Linked DNA regions of Homo sapiens: region 1 is linked to region 2. Evidence: read pairs that join two places in POLR2A ChIA-PET (ENCODE). Cell type or tissue: MCF 10A. All regions are shown on one strand. Each heading gives the region's core, and the rest is flanking DNA. Links, peaks and the distances in the headings are about the cores only. Region 1 overlaps PHLPP1 (PH domain and leucine rich repeat protein phosphatase 1). Region 2 overlaps PHLPP1 (PH domain and leucine rich repeat protein phosphatase 1).

Region 1 (9,725 bases), core at 691-8,690, 61 kb after region 2:
CTGAAGCACAGCAAAATGTTAGATTCAACAAAGCTGGTGGATAGTTACACAGGTGTTCTTTATATTACTCTTGTCTTCAGGCTTGAAATGGCCTATAATACATTTTTTAAAAGAAAAAATACTGCAAAGCTAAAATCATTTGGGCAAAACAAACTAAATTAATTGCTATTTAAGAACATCATTCAAATAGTGTTCATCTTACAATTTTCAAAGGCAACACGCAGAAAAGGAAGAAGAAAAGCAAATTGCCGAAGTAAGTCCTGACTAACAGCAGCAGGAACACAAGAAAGTGCTAACATTTGAGGAAAATTCACTATAAAAAATTAGTTTTGGCCGGGCGTGGTGGCTCATGCCTGTAATCCCAGCACTTTGGGAGGCCAAGGAGGGTGGATCACCTGAGGTCAAGAGTTCGAGACCAGCCTGACCAACATGGAGAAACCCTGTCTCTACTAAAAATACAAAATTAGCCGGGTATGGTGGCTCATGCCTATAGTCTCAGCTACTCAGGAGGCTGAGAGGCAGGAGAATCGCTTGAACCCGGGAGGGGGAGGTTGCGGTGAGCCAAGATCACGCCATTGCACTCCAGCCTGGGCAACAAGAGTGAAACTCCGTCTCAAAAAAAAAAAAATTAGTTTTTCTTCCATCTTCCTCCACTTATATAACATATATTAGGCATGCATTTGAGTATTCCCCTTGGGAGCCCAGAAAGAAATCCAGTGGTCAGCAATTCAGATCTAACACCTCTGACCCAGTCTCTGACACAGTTCACTATATACTAGTACAGTATTTGGATTTCAAATCTTTATAGTTTTCCTCCAGATTGTAAAAATTCTTATCATAGATTCATATGTAGAACACTGGCCAACATTTACTACCAGTAACTTTTTTCAATTCAGTCACTAAAAGAGGCAAGAGTAACATTAAGAATTTTAATTTTAATCATGAATTTTTCAAAGATTTGGTTTAGTGATTATAATTTCAATACTGAAATGGTTTAAAAAATGTAAAGTATTTGGTAAATACAGAACGGTGGTACTATTAAAATTACTCCAAAAAACCTCTAATTTCTTGCAACACTATAGCACATCCCCGTCACTCACCACTGCACTATGTGAAGGCACCCACATGCTCTCAATGAGAGTTCTCACCACCCACAAATGCCACTGAAGGACTGCTTAAAATTGAAACACCTCACTTTTAATAGTACCACTTGTTGACAATTTTTAACAGTATAAAATGAGCTAGATTTCTTAATGCAATGTTAGTTTATTGATTGTTTGGAGTCATTCAAACTACATTTTCATGTAATAACCACTAGGGAATAAGAATTTAGCCTATACTAGAACATGCAACTGGTAACGTGTTTACTTTTCCTGTTCTCTTAATCATGATAAACTAAATATTCTCCTGGAGTCAAAGGGTACAGAACCTGACCCCACCCACACTTTTTATCAAAGGTTGTCAGCAGCAAGTAAAGGTTCAGGCAGGCTTAACATCTACCAAAAAAATTAAAACCTCAACTCTAATTTCAAAGTATGCATTAGTATAACAAATAAGATTACTAAACCCTAAAATGCAATGGTATTAAAATTATTATTGTTTTTAAATGATATCCAAATGCCAGGTTTTAAAACATTACAAAATTACACCAGCTATACCTCCTAAACTATCTTCAAGTTTGTGGGCTCTATCCATGCTGTACTTCCTTCCTTTGGACATAAACCAAATGGAGGAATTCAAACTCCAAATTCTTAGGCCAAGAAAGGAAAGCCTAGCTAATGTTTAAAAATCTATTATTAAGAAGCCTATCCCTGATTTACATGTGACTAATGTCTAAGCTAAACATGTGCATATCTACACAAATTATTTATAATATTGTACAGTGTTATAATAGTAACATACCATGATTACAATCACTTCCAGTAACACATGCCAGTGGAGGAAGTAGAGGTGCTAACATCACTGAAGTTTCAAACATGGATGTGCATTACATGATCTGTTTATCTTCCTATGCCTTCATTATCAGGTTGATTTACTGGTTCCTTTTCTCCCTTACTCATTCAATAAGAATTGAGCACCTACTATACACCAAGCCTTCTGTTAGGCACTAAAAAACCAATATCCACAGTCCAAGGGAGAGGCACATGAGAACAAATTCATGCAATGCATGGAGTCAGGCTTAAGACAGAGGTATGAAGCACAGCAGGAACTTCAGCTGGCACTCTGACCACTCTCTGAATAAACATCAATTCTTAGACAGTGAAACAGCTCAAATACCAGCTTGGAGAAAACATGAGGCAAAAAATGCATTGAATTTCAGAGACACCACACAAATAAAGGTAATCTCTGTTCCTCTAAGTCAGGGTTCACAAACCCAGCAGGCCTCTGGGACCAGGCAGGAAGCCTGTATGAGGAGTGTGCTCGCACCAGGTGCGGGCATGCGCCCTCTGAAGGAGCCCCACCACTCACCAGAGGCATTGCCACAGAAGCTGGGGTGCCCAGATACTCTGATTTTTTAAAACAGAATTTAAAAAAAGAAGAAATCTTGATTCTTAAGGGAACTTTACAATGTCTAACTCATGGCAATTAACTTTAAAGTATTTCCAATTGTGCCTACCAAACAAAACACACCTGTGAGCCACATGTGTCCCACGGCACCAGTTTTGGACCTCTGCTCTAAATCCAGCAAAAGAAGATCCAACTTACCTCTCCACATCAAAGTAGTAAACATTAAGCAAAACTCAAAAAAATTAAAAAGCCTATCAACATATATGTCCAAAATTTCAATGTAACCACCACAGAGATGCAGTCACAAAAACTCACCCTGTGAGAAACTCTACAGGACAAATAACCTGGTTTTTTCAACAAGTAAATTGCAAGGAAAGAGAGGGAGAGGGGGAGGGTGGAAGAGGAGAGGGAAGAAGAGCTGGAGAGGCGGGAAACCTAAAATTAAAAGAAATTTAAAAGACATAAAAAATGCAATTACTAGGTTTGGACCACATTTGGATCATAATTCAAACCAAAAATGTAAGATTAATGGAAATTTGATCACTGACTAGGTAATTGCTGAAAAATAGGAATTAGTGTTAATTTTTAAGAAAATAACAGTGTCATCGTTTTGACTGAAGTACTTCCAAAGGAGTATTTCTGTATGGCGATACTTAAGTTTAGAGGTATTTATGGATGAAATGATATGAGATCTAGGATTAGTTTCAAAATAACCTAAGCAGAGGAAGGTGATTCGAGATAAAGTAAGACTGGCCATGAGTTGGCAACTGCTGATGCTGGGTAATGATTACGTGAGAGTTCATTACATTATTTTGCCTACTTTTGTAATTGTGTTTAAATTTTCCGTAATAAAAAAAAATTCTAAAAAAAAAAAAGCTGTTTTTAAGTTTTTCCTATTCACTATCACTTAATCTACTCAAAAATAGGGAAATGATGCACAGGATTAAGACAACCAAGAGAGGGAAAAAGAACAGAAAATAATACTTCAATAATAACTATAAAGAAACTAATTAACCTGCCCCTTAATTTAAAAATAATTGACTTTGTAAGTAACCCTGGGACCTCTCTTGTTTATGGATAAAAAGTGTAAAAAAAAAATCCTAAGCAAGTATAATTTCATTTAATGTCTCCCTAACAGGACATACAAATTAGAATGCTGTATTCCAACTCCATTAAAATGGAAATTGGTTTTTAAAGTATTAAGAGAACACACTGAATTGGTGATTTTTAATGTCCTCAATCAAACATCCTTGATGTTCAGCACAGTTTATTATCATTGGGGGTGAGTTACGGGAAGCTGGAATATACAGCAGGGAATTTTATATACTCATTCAATAAGAGGTACTAATTTTTCTTTTCTAAGAAAAGGAAAATGAGTGTGCTGGGATGGGGCAGAAACAGAGTAAAATAGAGCTTCCGATAAAAATTTTAAAAGGCCAGCTGCAGTGGTTCACACCTGTAATCCCAACACTTTGGGAGGCCGAGCCAGGTGGATCACAAGGTCAGGAATTCAAGACCAGCCTGACCAACACGGTGAAACCCCGTCTCTACTGAAAATACAAAAATTAGCCAGGCATGGCGGTGGGCACCTGCAGTCCCAGCTACTCAGGAGGCTGAGGCAGGAGAATCGCTTGAACCCGGGAGGCGGAAGTTGCAGTGAGCCAAGATAGCGCCACTCAGGCGCCCAGCCTGGGCGACAGAGCAAGACTCCATCTCAAAAAAAAAAAATTACATGAAGCCAGTAAAAAGACTATGCCTTTATTCTCAGACCACACCCCTTTGCATTCTGGGAGCATCTTGGGGCCTCAGATAACATAGAGTCAATCAATATAGCTGTATAAGGAACTACACAGCTGTGTAGGTGGCTAAAAGATGAAGAAAGTCATGTACATAGGAAGAACAGAAAAAGTGGTTGTTCTTGTGTGTTCAGATTATAGAAAAGACCGCGTTACTTTTATCTTCCTTTTCTCTTTTCTCCCTCCTACTGATAAGATAAAAAGTTAGGAAATGATAGTCATGGCACCTGTCCTTGAAAAAGACAAATCTAAAGAACATTTGATAACTCAATGGAATGGTTTCCCATTATCTTAAAATCAATTCCAAAACACTGGCCTCAAAGGCCTTTGTAGCTAGACTTAACAGAGAATTCATATATCTACCTATTTTGCATTGAATTTAAGAGGAGAAAAACTATAATGACCAAAGCATTCGGTCAGGCAGAAGTTAGCCCCAGACCACACACCCATTATATGGCCCCTTACAATTTCCTGATATTCTCAATCAGTACACTATATTCACACTGGTCCTCCCTCTAAGTCCTTAAACTTGCCGGGCTTCCTACCTCAGGGCTTTCAAACACACTGTTTCCCTATTTGCAATGCTCTTTCACGTACCCTGTAACCCAAGCTACTATTCAGTCCTCAGGTCTCAGCTTAAACAAGAATTCACTGCATACTAGATTTCTTCCTCGTGGCACACATAACAATTACAATTAAACAATTATTTATAAAAGTATTTGGTAAGTTTACTCCCTACTTTGAAGTCACAAGGGCAAGGACCTTCTTGTTAAAGAGTGGCACACAAGAGGCACAAAGTTCAAGAAGTATTTGCAAGAAATTGAGAGGAAGAACCCTATAGTACTGTCTTACGTTTTATGATAATCTGCGTCCTTGTGCAATTGGCTTAAGCTTCTGAAAAGGCAGAGGATCTGGTGACTCATCTTTTCCCCCAGCCTTCAAAGCACCTTATACCTTGGGAAGCAAGCACTCCACATCTGAATTGACTAAGTAGACTCAGGGAAAAAAAGACAGTGTCCCATATGAAAAAAAGTTTCTGTTACCACTAATCAGTGACTTTTGAACACAAACAAACCTTTGTGCCAACAACTGCTAGCCCAATAAATACAAAGTTCCTGAGCAAGTAAAAAACAACCGAACTCTACAGCCATTCCACCAGGGCCTATAAAATCAAGAACGGTCTATTATTTTTTTCCACTCTTACTGCTGTTTAGCAATTCATCATATGAAGAGTGAGCAATTATGGTTCTTTCTCAAGAGTTTCTATCCTAGTTCTCAAACTACCTTTATTAAAAATCTACAAAACACAACTTTGCTACGGGAATATAAAATAGCTAGATGATCTGAAGACATCAGTAAATATTTGAGCAATTATATTCTTTTTTTTTTCTTCTTTTTGAGACAGAGTCTGACTCTGTTGCCCAGGCTGGAGTGCAGTGGCATGATCTCGGCTCACTGCAACCTCCGCCTCCCAGGTTCAAGCAATTCTCCTGCCTCAGCTTCCACAGTAGCTGGGATTACAAAGGTGTGCACCACCACGCCTGGCTAGTTTTTGTATTTTTAGTACGTATGGGGTCTCACCATGTTGGCCAGGCTGGTCTTGAACTCCTGACCTCAGGTGATCCCCTGCCTCAGTCTCCCAAAGTGCTGGGATTACAGGCATGAGCCACCATGCCCAGCCATAATTATGTTCTTAAGAAAAACTAAAATAATGCTCGTTTTTGTTTCAATAACCATAATTTAAAATCTTGGCATCTAGCCCAGTCCTAAGCACAAAATGAAAATACAATGCTTACTACAATTAACAAGATTTCCATGATAGGTTTAGCATGGTTTCTTAACAGTGTTTATTATTTATTAATTGTCCTCTATACCATCTGGTTTATATCTACATATCTACCTGAACTTAAAATTTACCATGTCTTTATGTTCACTTTATAAACAGATTTAATCCATGAGTTATTATGATAATCTAAGAATGGAAAATACATTCTTCAGAATCAGCTCTTACCTGTAAGTCATAAGAAAAAAGAAGTCATAAGAAAAAAATCAAATCTATCTCAGAAATATCCATAAATGAGTTTATAAACAGAAAGGAAACAGAATATAATAGAAAGCACAATCCCAGCTTGGTTATTTACTACCCGCAGCTTTCATGAAGGCTTCTGAACATCCTGCCTTTCTGCCTCCCGACCTACCCACCCTCCCTCCCGCCCAAACACATACACACCCCTACAGATTAGGAGCAGGGAACTACAAGCTGTGCTTGCTATCAAAACAAACCTACCCAATGCAAGCATTGCCGAACCTGTAAAACCAAGTTTGGCAATCAGCTCCTCCACCTCTCCTTTGTCCCCGTTTCCCTTCCAGTGCAGTAAGGTGCTTTAGGATGGCCCAAGGAAGGATCAATCCTCCAAAAATTCAGCAGTAGTTGAAATCACTCATGAATTCACAACAGATGGTATACACTATGATTACTTGGTTGATGAGCTCGAGAAAAAGCATATTACAATAAATATTGAGATGTGACTCTTCTTTACCTTCTAATTCACTAAGAAAACTGAGGCCAATTGAGACCCAAAGACTTCCAGAGCTCTTACAAGAATCTCTTTATCCATCCTTCCTAAAAGCCTTATGGAAACAGACGACCCTCTTCCCACCTAGGGTTAACTCCTTCATGGATGCTCCATGCCTGCTTATTTCTTTCTTTCCTTTGTTTAAATTTTTCCCCTCTGTTCATCCATCATCCTTAGCCTCTTTCTCCCTCTCTCCCTTCAGGATAGAAATACTGTTCAAATTTCTGCCTTCAGGGCCTCTTCTCTTCTTCCACTGAGATATAACTTACATCTAATAAAGCACACAAACCATAAGGGTACCAATCAATGAACTGTTGTATATGTACCCACCCAGAAAACTAAAACCCAAATCAATACAAAGAGCAATATCAAGACCAGACGGCTCCTCATGTCCCTTCCCATCCATATCCCGCTGAAAGGTAACCACTACAATACGTCACCAAAAATTAGCTTTGCCAGCTAACTGACCTTCATATAAACATAATCATAGAGTTGTATCTCCTTCATGTCTGAATTATTTCACTCAATATAACTCGCTACTACTTTTTAAATATAGGCATTCTTCGGAGTTGCTTCCTAAGGCCTTTCCTCACTCTAACAATTTCATTCAATCCAAAGGCTTCAAAACTACTATCTGTCTAGCATTTTCATTCAATCCAAAGGCTTCAAAAGTACTACCTAAATAGAGATGATCCTGGAGCTCTTCAGACATACTTGAGTATTCTTCAGGAACCTCAAACTTAACACATCCAAATTCTAACTCATCATCTCTCCCCTTACCCTAAAACCAATTCCTGCTCGCATATTCTGCCTGTTGGTTAATGGGATTATGGTCACCCCTAAACTAGAAACCTCCAAGTCATCCAGACATATAAAATGTTGTTGGTCTAGTTCACACCATATCCCTAGTTACCAACATGCAGGACATACAGTAGTCTGCACTTATCTGCAATTTTACTTTCCACAGTTTCAGTTACCCACAGCCAACCACAGTCCAAAAATAGATGAGTACAATACAGTAAGATTGACAGACCATATTCACATAACTTTTATTACAGTATTGTTATTAACTGTTCCATTGTATTAGTATTTATTGTTGTTAATCTCTTACTGTACCTAATTTAGAAATTAAACTTTATCATAGGAATATATGTATAGGAAAAAACATAGTAGAGTCATCCCTTGCTATCCAAGTGGTACTGGTTCCAGGACCACCACCCACCCCAAAAGATACCAAAATCAATGGACACTCAAGTCCCTTATATAAATATTTGTATATAACTTATGCATATCCTCCCACATACTTTAAATTATCTCTAGATTACTTATAATACTTAACACAATGTAAACGCTATGTAAATATCCAATAGTTGTTATACTGCATTTTTTTATTATTTTTTATTGTTGCATTGTTGCTTTGTTTTGGGGTTTTGTTGTTTTTGAGACAGGTCTCACTTTGTCGCCCAGGCTGCAGTGCAGTGGCACCATCACAACTCACTGCAGGCTCGGCCTCCCAGGCTCAAGCCATCCTCCCACTTCAGCCTCCTGGGCAGCTGGGACTACAGGCATGTGCCACCACATCTGGCTAATTTAAGAAAAAAAAAATGGTAGAGAAAGGGTCTCACTATGTTACCTAGGCTATTATTTTTTACTGTTTTTTTTTTCCTGAATATTTTCGGTCTGTGGTTGGTTGAATCCATTAATGCAGAACCCATGGATACAGATGGCCTACTGTATATCTAATGTTCTACCTATAGGTATAGGTACTACCCCCAGCTTCAGGCATCCACTAGAGGTCTTGGAACATACCCTTCTCAAATTAAGTGGGAACTGCTGTACTCAAATTAGTTCAGGAGTGAATAAAAAATCCTGAACTGCCCTTCCCCCCTCCACATATAATCATTCATTAAAACCCAACAATTCTACATTGTAAACAATTATCCTATGTTCATGGTTCTTCATCTGCACTGACCTCGTGTAGACCTTCATCTAACTTCTAGGTCCCCTGCCAAAAATGTCCTATCCCATCCACTCCAGCTCCTGGTCTACTCTTCCTAATCCTCAAAAGCATCTCCCACCGACCCTATCACAACTGCAGCAGAGGTGATTACCTCCCTTTTTGGAATGACAAATACCTTGTACAAACCTCACAAGCAGCACATTCCAAGCAGCACTGCATGCTTTCCTTCCCTGCCACTAGGCTGAACTCCCTGAGCCAAGGGCAGCATATCATTCCTTCGTCAGCTCCTAACAGGCTGTTTTAACACACAAAGTCAAAACATGTTTATCAAAGGCCCTACTAAGGCAGTCTTCAAGTTTCTAGTTAGTCCCTCGCCAATCTATCCTCCAGCTGGCTGCCCAGTTAATGCCAAAGACTACAAATCTAATCATGTCATTCTCCACTTGACTTGCTTATCGAGTCAAGTCCTTAGCATGTGAGGCCTTTCACCACATGGCCTCAACCTCTCTTTTAGTCTCATCTCCTACCACTTTTCATCTCATCACCTAAAATTTCACCACTCCAAACTACTCACCATTCCCCACCCACATCGAGCCCTGTCATTCATGCTGCAGTACCTGGCATGCCCTTTTCATGCAATGCTAGTCTCTCATTTTCTCAGAGAATCTTTCCCAGGAATCCTTTCCAGAGGATTCTACTTCCAGGGAGCTGGTATGTCAGCCTTTCTGGATTCCCCTGGCACTGTGTAAATGCCTCCAATAAGGCATTTCAAGTTTTATTATTATTATTTATGTAAACGTCACCTCCCATTAGATAGGAAAAACTCAACATTCAAAAGACATACATCCTAAGAGCTTCATAAATGTAATACATATTCTTTTTATA
Region 2 (9,725 bases), core at 1,212-9,211:
TTAGCATAAGAGAACTATTAAAAAGTATCCATGTGCATATAATTAGCGTGATAAATTTTATCAATATATGTAATCATGTAAAGTACAGATTGATTACATCATACTGTCAACTTCCCAATTTCTATCTCCAGCCCAGTCTTCTTCACTTGAATTACAGATTGATTACATCATACTGTCAACTTCCCAATTTCTATCTCCAGCCCAGTCTTCTTCACTTGAATCCAGTTTCCTATGGTCATCTGTCCACTACTCCACAGATCTACTTTAATGGCTCCTCCTACTTATCTAAGATTAACTCATCTTCAGAAAAGATGATTCCATTCATTGAGTGTCTTGGATCAAAACCCAAAGCCTCTTCCTCAACTTCTCTCTCTCACACACCCCAGACCCAATCCAAGCTCCACCTCTGCCCTATCTTTAAAAAACACAGTCATGCACCGCATAACTTTTTGGTCAAGACAGACCACACACACATAGGATGATGGTCCCGTAAGATTATAATGGAGGTGAAAAATTCCTATTGCCTAATTCAATTATTTTAAAAATAAATTTAGTGTAGCCTAAGTGTCCAGTGTTTATACAGTCTACAGTAGTGTACAGTAATGTCCTAGGCCTTCATATTCTCTCACCACTCACTCACTGACCCACCCAAAGCAATTCCCGGCCTGCAAACTCCACTCACAGTAAGTACCCTAGAGAGGTGTACCATTTTTTATCCTTTATACTGTATTTTTACTATTATTTTTTTCTATATTTAGAAGTTTAGATACACTAATACTTCCCATTGTGTTACAACTGCCTACAATATTCAGTACAGTAACACGCTGCACAGGTTTATAGCCTAGGAGCAAAAGGCTATATACCATACAGCATAGAGAGGTGTGGAGTAAGCTGTATCATCTAGGTTTGTGTAATACACTCCATGACGTTCACACAAGAACAAAATTGCCTAATGGCACATTTCTCAGAATGTGTCCCTGTTGTTAAACAACACATGAATGTAAAAACATCTTAGTCCTATTTTAGGTTTATAAGCTATGTGAATACAAGAATTATACCTTCTTCTTTATGCTTCTCCCCAAGAAATCATAAGCCTTAGAGCAAATACTCAATACATACGATTGTATTTTAATTAATTTAAATTTACTTAAAATTTTAGAGTAGTACCTTAATTTTATGTCCTTGAATTTTAGAGTAATTACAATTAATAGAAAATATAACTTGCTGGAAAAACTAAGACCGATTATTATTGAGAACTCTGAATTCACCATCACTCTCTCAATAACTATGTAACAAAGAAGATGTGAGAGTTTCTTTTTTGTATAACAAAGAAGAAAATTATCTTGTGGTCACATATTGCAATAATCCCAAAGATTGAAATAATCCCAAAAGACTTGAAATAATAATGCCAAAAGACTTGAAAAAAATCCAATTAATACCTTCATCTTACACTAAACCAGATTTCGCTATGAAAGACAATAAGGGCAACTTTATTTATAAAAAATTTTTAAACTAAAAGCTGACAAATTTTGAATAACATACTGATTTAAACTAATTCCTGATGCATTCACCTCAAAGTCCTCATTTCTTGGAATTTCCTCAAATAGTTCTGACTCTCTTTATCTCCTATAGACAATCCTGAGCTCATCTAATCCCAAACAAATTTAAAAGGAAAACAAAACTATATTTAAAAGCTTTAGAGTTGAAGAATATAATCTCATACTATCTGAGACAAAGTTCCATGTAGATAAATAGAAAATTATGTCTTTCAAAAAAGATGTCAAGCTAATCCTTGAAGATCTAATTTCAACATTGCAAACAACATTTAGATAGCCCAATTACAGAAAGGAGTGTACACACAATATACCACAAAATTCTTACTGTCTTTTTTATTTTCCTATAAATGGTTTGCCTTGGGAGTACAGTTTTATCTATCTCTCAAAAGAAACGAGTTTTCTCAAAAATATTAGGACCAACAAGAACAGCAAAAAAAGAATCAACTAACCAAATAACAAGCCATCCTCAAAGAATACTTGTTCATCAGTTCCACTGCTATGATCATTTTTATGCCTTATGCCTTTGAAGAAAAATCAGGAAAGCAGGAGAAAAGAACAAGCATAAATCACTAGAAATAAATAACAGAGAATGTTTCCTTTCCTTCCAAATGTATCAGTAAATCCTTTTTGGAATTACCATAAGAAATAAATCAAGAACAAAATGGCAGAAAGGAGTCAAGTAATAGAAATTGCTGTTTTTTATGACAGAGTTACTTAAATCTTATTACCAATTCTCCCTTCTTCTAAGTGTTTATACATACATCACAGATAGAGGATTTTCCTGTGTTCCAAATAAAGATAGCACTTCTCAGGGTAAGGATATGATATAAAATTCTTCAGTTTGAGTTTTTGTTTTGTTTCACTTTCCCTACAAATAGATGAACAGAAGTCCGGGAGGGCACTTTGTTTGCATTTAGAATACTACAAAAGAAACAGAACAACCATTACTTCTATTAAAAGAGAACTTTTAAAGTCATTTAAAATTATATGCAGAAGAGAATGAATTAGATAAAAATATTTTGAAATATTTTATATTCTATTATTTCAAACATTAAAAAAAAAAGCAACACTGGCAATCTATATGCATGGGGGTGAAAAAGAATCTTGACCTCTGCCACACACCATACCTAGATATTAACACAGGAGAATATCTTCATGACCTTAACATAGGCAAGGTTTCTTAAGTAGACACCCACAAAAACCAATCATTATTAAAAGACAGACACAGAATACATTAAAACTAAAAGTGTATGCCATCGAAAGACACCATTAAGACAGTGGAAAAAGGTCGGGCATGGTGGCTTATACCTATAATCCCAACACTTTGAGAGTCTGAGATAGGAGGATCACTTAGGCCCAGGAGTGTGGGACCAGCCTGAGCAACATGGCAAGACTCTCAGTCTCTACAAAAAAAATTAAAAAGTTAGCCAGGTGTGGGGCGCATGCTTGTAGTCCTAGTTACTCAGGAAGCTGAGGTGGGAAGATCTCTTGAGCCCAGGAGTTCAAGGTTGCAGTGACCTCTATGATTATACCACTGTATAATATATACAGTGTATATTATACTGTATATGTATAACCTATGCAGTGTATATTATACTGTATATGTATAACCTATGCAGTGTATATTACACTGTATATGTATAACCTATGCAGTGTATATTATACTGTATATGTATAACCTATGCAGTGTATATTACACTGTATATGTATAACCTATGCAGTGTATATTATACTGTATATGTATAACCTATGCAGTGTATATTATACTGTATATGTATAACCTATGCAGTGTATATTATACTGTATATGTATAACCTATGCAGTGCATATTATACTGTATATGTATAACCTATGCAGTGCATATTATACTGTATATGTATAACCTATGCAGTGTATATTATACTGTATATGTATAACCTATGCAGTGTATATTATACTGTATATGTATAACCTATGCAGTGTATATTATACTGTATATGTATAACCTATGCAGTGTATATTATACTGTATATGTATAACCTATGCAGTGTATATTATACTGTATATGTATAATATATGCAGTGTATATTATACTGTATATGTATAATATATAGTGTATATTATACTGTATATGTATAATATATACAGTGTATATTATACTGTGTGTATGTATATGTGTGTTTACATATATACACACACACACTGTATATTATACCAGCCTGGGCCACAGAGCGAGACCGTGTTCTTAAAAAAAAGAGGGGGATGGGGGGATGGGGGCAGGCAAGCCACAGACTAGAAAAAAAAGATAACTGTAACATATATAACTAGCAAAGCGTTCATATCCAGAATACATTTAAAAAGCCTCTAACAATTACTTTTTCTTTTATTTTCTTTTTCTCACTCTGTTGCCTAGGCTGAAGTGCAGTGGCATGATCATAGCTCACTGCAACCTTTAACTCCTAGGTTCAAGTGATCCTCCCACCTTGGCCTCCCAGCCCAAGGTGCTGGGATTACAGGTGTGACCCACTGTGCCAGGCCCAAATTAGTTTTTGAAAAAGGGCAACCCAATAAAAAATGAATAAAAAAACTAGACACCTTCCCCCTACACATACACCCCCGATATGGTTTGACTCTGTTTCCCCACCCAAATCTCATCATAAATCGTAACCCTTACGTGTCAGGGGAGGGACCTGATGGGAAGTGATTGGATCATGGGGGCAGTTTCTCCCATGCTGTTCTCATGATGGTGAGTGAGTTCTCATGAGATCTGATGGTTTCATAAGGGGCTCTTCCCTGTTCACTTCTCTCTCTTTCCTGCCCCCTGGTGAAGAAGGTACTTGCCTCTCCTTCAACTTCCGCCATTAACTGTTAAGTTTCCTGAGGTCCTTCCAGCCATTTGGAACTGTGAGTCAATTACACATCTTTCCCTTTATATATTTCCCAGTCTCAGGCAGTTCTTTATAGCAGTGTGAAAACGGACTAATACACACACCCACCCACCCCCAATATCTATAGAACCAATAAAAATCTTAGTTTCAGGGAAATGCGAATTAAAATCACAATGAGCCCAAACTATACACCAACCACAACGGTTGAGCTTAAGACCAACAATAGCAAACGTTGACAAGGATGTGAAGCAATAAGAACTCTCATATATTGCTGTGGAAATATAAACTGGTATAATCTCTTTACAATTGTTTGCAGAATCTACTAAAGTTAAAACATAAATACCCTATAACTTATCCACTCCATTCCTACAGATTTACCAAAGCAAAAAAATACATGTAAATTGCACTAGAAGATGCACAAGAATGTTCATGGCGGCATTATTTGTAATTAGGTAGGAAAAAGAAAACCTGGAAACACAGCTGTCCAAAAACAGTAGTAGTATTAACTGTGGTATAATTATACAATGTAAAACTACATAGCAATGACCTCCTACATGCAAAATGATGGCTGAATCTCACAATCTTAAGTTAAACACAAAAGAGTACATATGATAAGCTACTATTTATATAAAGCTCAAAATGAGCAGAACTAAGCTAGAGTGTTAGAAATTAGGACAGCAGTTATTTTGGAGTGGGTAGGTAATAACTAGGAGGGGGAAAAGCGGGGGACTTGGGATGCTGACAGTATTTTGAGCTCAGTAGTAACCACTTGGTGATGAAGACTTGCATACCTTTCTGAATGTATGTTATATTCTAATAAAAGATCTGATTTTTCTTAAAAACTATGTGATTTAGAAAAACTAATGATAAACAGACAAATGTTTAAATTAAAATTTCTAGCATACAAACTGTTAACACCAATATGAACCCTTAACATATCCAGAGAGCATAGTCTTCCAGAACAAAACATTTGAGATTATTTCTAAATCTGATTTTATATTTAAGACTTTTAAGGCATAAAATTAAAACATAAAATGATTAAAGCATTAGGCAGTATGCTTTCTCCATTCTCCACCCTACTCTCAAAATTTATCTTCTGCCACTTACCTTTATTCAACCCTCACTGAGCTTCTCCCTGGTTCCAACATGCCGTTCCTTACCAACTTGCCCTGCCTGAAACAACTTCTCTGAACTCCAATCTAATTTTTTATTTGGAATCTACAGGACTGGACTTCTCCCCTACAAAAGGCATAATTAGTACGTTTCTACCTTGTTAATACTCCTCAAGACAACTTCACAAGTTGTCATTTGCCCAAGTAAGTTCCACGCTCCAACAGAGGGCAGTAACTCATCCATTTATACATTCTCGGTGTTTTCACACAGTAGAAAAATGGATGAAAACATGTACATATGTGTTTTACAGAAGAAACATATTACTTTCAATTCAATCAATATTTATTAAGTGCTTGTTAAGTACCTATGATACTTAGCCCAAATTAGGAAATCAGAAATAAAGTTACTTTGATCCAGCTGCATTTTGAAGTCCATGTCCTGCTATCCCTACTTTAGTTAGCACTATGATGTTCTGGAGCCATAAATACTGTAACTGTGATGCTTAGAACAGTTTCAATCATCAAAATTATTCTGCTTGGGAGGGTGTGTTAATCCCCACATGCTCAGGCTCCACTTTGCTCTTTTCCTTCCCTGGAATCGAATCTGCCCTCTTCCCCACATGTACCCCTCCAAAAAGACTTGGGAACCTTATCACTTCCTTCCTGGGTTGCTCCACTGTTTTCTTGCTGTTCAGGCTCAGCTCTGCAGTTCCTGCAGACTCCATGCTCCTCCCTTTCTTTGGGCCACTCAGTCCTTCCTCTGACCCACTGGTGAGCCAACCTTTCTTCTTTTCTTTGGCCTCTCTTCCATCAACAACTGGAAAAAGGGGTAGCTCGTATCCTCATAACCCCCTCTGCTCATTCTTCTAGCCCTTCTTTGCCTCTGGGTGCTCACATACACACATTCTGGCCAAGAAAGTAGTCAGGGGAGTGAGAGAAAAGAAAGGCAACAAGGAAAAAACGGTTAAAAAAAATAGAAAAAGTAAAAATATTAATGGTACTAGACATAAGTCAAAACAACACAAAGCCAATGTGTTCCTAGAGACTAGGAGTGATGCTCTGTGTATGCAAATGTGAATGACATAAAAGTTAAATATGAAATATGAGAAAAACAAGACATAGGTAAGAAAATGTGTTAAAATGCTGAAGAGACAGAAGGTAAATGCCTATGACTTGGAAAGAAATATGAGAAACCATGGACATAAAAACAAACAGAGGCCAGGCACAGTGGTTCACGCCTATAATCCCAGCACTTTGGGAGGCAGAGGCAGGCGGACCACTTGACGTCAGGAGTTTGAGACCAGTCTGGCCAACATGGGGAAACCCATCTCTAGTAAAAATACAAAAATTAGCCGGGCATGGTGGTGCATGCCTGTAGTCTCAGCTACTCAAGAGGCTGAGGCAGGAGAATCACTTGAATCCGGGAGGCAGAGGTTGCAGTAAGCCAAGATCACGCCATTGCACTCCAGCCTGGGCGACGGACGGACAGAGGGAGGCTCCATATACTAACTAACAATTTCTGCTTGATGCATCTCTTTAGCATCAAACCTACCAGGCAAAACATGTCACCTCAGCAAATTCACAATTAAAAATTAATTACTCAGAACAATTAATTAGAAATTAGCAGCCAGGAGTGGTGGCTCACATCTGTAATCCCAGCACTTTGGGAGGCCAAGGCAAGCGGATTACTTGAGGCCAGGAGTTTGAGACCAGCCTGGCCAACATGGTGAAACCCCGTCTCTACTAAAAATACAAAAACTAGCAGGGTGTGGGCACCTCTAATCCCTGCTACTTGGGAGGCTGAGGCAGGAGAATCACTGGGGCCCAGGAGAAGGAGGCTGCAGTGAGCCAAGATCATGCCACTGCACTCCAGCCTGGGAGATAGGGCAAGAAAGGGAAGGAGGGAGGGAGGGAGGGAGGGAGGGAGGGAGGGAGGGAGGGAGGGAGGGAGGGAGGGAAGGAAGCAAGGAAGGAAGGAATTAGCTGTAATTCAACTCTCAACTTAATTTGCACAAATACCAACAAAGGGAATTTCTGGTTAAGTAAAAGTGGATTTCAGCTGAACTTCTCTCTATGTCTCCTCCACCAACAGTGACAAGAGATTCTTACCCCTAAAGATTGAGTTCATGTTTACAAAAGCTCACTATTAAGTCATGCAAAGAATGCAGGTAGCCGGAGAAGCCAGCTCAGCATCGAATAGCTTCAAGGCACTCTAGAAAATAAAGCCCTACTCTAAATAGGTTATTATTAGGATCATAAGCAGAAACTCGCTAAACAACAAAACAAGTAACATGAACCAAAGTAAATATCAAACTGAGAGGGTTTTTACAACAGAGACTCTTCTTTTCATATGCTCCCCCGAGACAAACAGCCCATTCTTCAGCCACCCTCACTCACTTTCCCCTTGAGAATTTTAACTGCATATAATGAAAGATGTTATAGGTGAGTTTGTATGCATTATCCATGACTAATCTAGAAGCAGAAAAAAAGTTGAGATCACCACTATATACCTAATATTAACTATAGAGCCAGCTTTAAAACATAACTGAAGACTGAACTTACTAAAAATAATCAAACCACAAAAACTATACAGTTGACCCAAATAAATTACATTTTATGCAACACAAACTCTAAAGCGTTAATTTATAACGCAAACGAAGAACATTCGGATATCCCTGTTGTTCAAAACCTTCCCCACCTGTTCTCTGTCCCCAGAAGTGACAAGTGTGTAAAGGGCCTTCTATGCACTCTGCCTCCCACTGGATTCAGCCAGTGGGGGGTGGGGAGAGAAGAGAGTGTGGTCAAGGGTATCTATTCTCCGGACACCCTCCCTATTAGGTGGCCTCCAGCTGGCCGTGCCCTGGTCTGAAGTTCTCTCAAGGTGCAGTCAGCTCTAGCTAAAGGGTCTAGCATCTCCTGCTAGGTTCTATAAATCTCTTCTTCCACTCATCCCTTTGGGGTGTGGGTTAATAACATCTCCAGCAGTTGATAATTTCAGGCATTTTCTACACTAAACCTTGCAGTTCCCCAATACCCTGTCCACATCCTTCTAAAATTCTCCTGATTTAAGTGTGCTATTTCCTGTTGAGATCTTGACTATTATACTTGTTAAAAAGAGGAAAAATGTTTTAATGAACATTTAAGAGATATGTTCTGTTTATAAGCAGTAAGGCCCAAGCAAATAAACAAAAACCCTCAGCTATATTTTCAATATGAATACAGGTGAGGGAAGGTCAAAGAACTGCACTTCTGCTGTAGAACACACACTGTATTCTACAAGGGTATCATAAATAAATGGTTTATGATAGATGAATGGAGAGAGATGCCTGAAAGGGGGAAAATACAGCAGGAAGATCCGGGGAACCTGCACACTGTGCAACTATCATTCTTTCTATTCCAGATGCTCTCATTCTTTAGCTGTGCACCTTAAACACATCCTTTGAGCTCAGTTTCCTAATGTAAGGCATAGATTCTATGAGATGAACTCTGCGGTCCTTTCTAGCTTCAAAATTTTCTAAATAGTATGTCTGTCTTGTGATGACAGGTTAAAAAGAATGGATAATGCTTCTGAACAGGGAATATCACAGCCTCTCAGTGGCCTTTGTAACCACCTCAAGAGATGTCCCAGCCAACAGACTGTACATCCTCAGAGTCTTGCTACCAACAGTGGCCCCCATTAGTAAGTGAAAGCTCACTGATATAAACCAAATGACATAAAGTACATGAAACAAAATGTTATTTTTAGTATCCTTTCATTGTCCATTTTATACAATAGCCTATTTACCACTCCTCTGGTTCTTTTCTTCCTCTTTATGAGTGATTATCCAAGATCACTGCAGCTTCCCTTTCTTTCCTTAAAATCTCACTCATTGTCTGTGAACTCCATTCAGTAGAGAATATTTCAAAGCCAGAGGAAGGATGGGAAATTCAAATAAGTCAATTTTGCTACTTAATAATTGTACTAAAACATTGTAGCTTTGGAAGGGAGCTTAAGTCTAATTGCTAAAACTAAAATTTGCCAATTTTCTGAGTTTTGTTTTTTGTTTTGTTTTGTTTTGTTTTGTTTTTAAACATGCCCATTCTTTTCACAGGTATCTAGTGGACACACAAGAAGATCCAGGAACATCTGTTTTATTACCACTGGATTTCACTGGGGACCTTTCTGGCTCTTACAGGGGTTGCCTTGATCT

What was found. Peaks named below come from ENCODE experiments on the same cell type or tissue, not always from the same donor. Only the 100,000 strongest peaks of a DNase experiment are listed, where the experiment ranks them.
Region 1: POLR2A ChIA-PET joins it to region 2 with 8 read pairs; 10 of 35 experiments call an interaction of 5 or more read pairs at or near these places.

The regions. Positions count from the first base shown.
Region 1 is chr18:62,736,951-62,746,675 of GRCh38, reverse strand. All of the region lies in intron 1 of PHLPP1 (PH domain and leucine rich repeat protein phosphatase 1), which reads right to left. Among named protein-coding and RNA genes, the nearest start is that of PHLPP1, 26 kb to the right of the region's middle. RefSeq lists an enhancer at 5,166-5,460. In MCF 10A, for the core only: no CTCF peak of the experiment used is centred there; a DNase peak (open chromatin) is centred at 5,235.
Region 2 is chr18:62,798,778-62,808,502 of GRCh38, reverse strand. The region is part of intron 1 of PHLPP1 (PH domain and leucine rich repeat protein phosphatase 1); the gene reads right to left. Among named protein-coding and RNA genes, the nearest start is that of PHLPP1, 88 kb to the right of the region's middle. In MCF 10A, for the core only: a CTCF peak has its summit at 5,763 (motif pointing right); no DNase peak of the experiment used is centred there.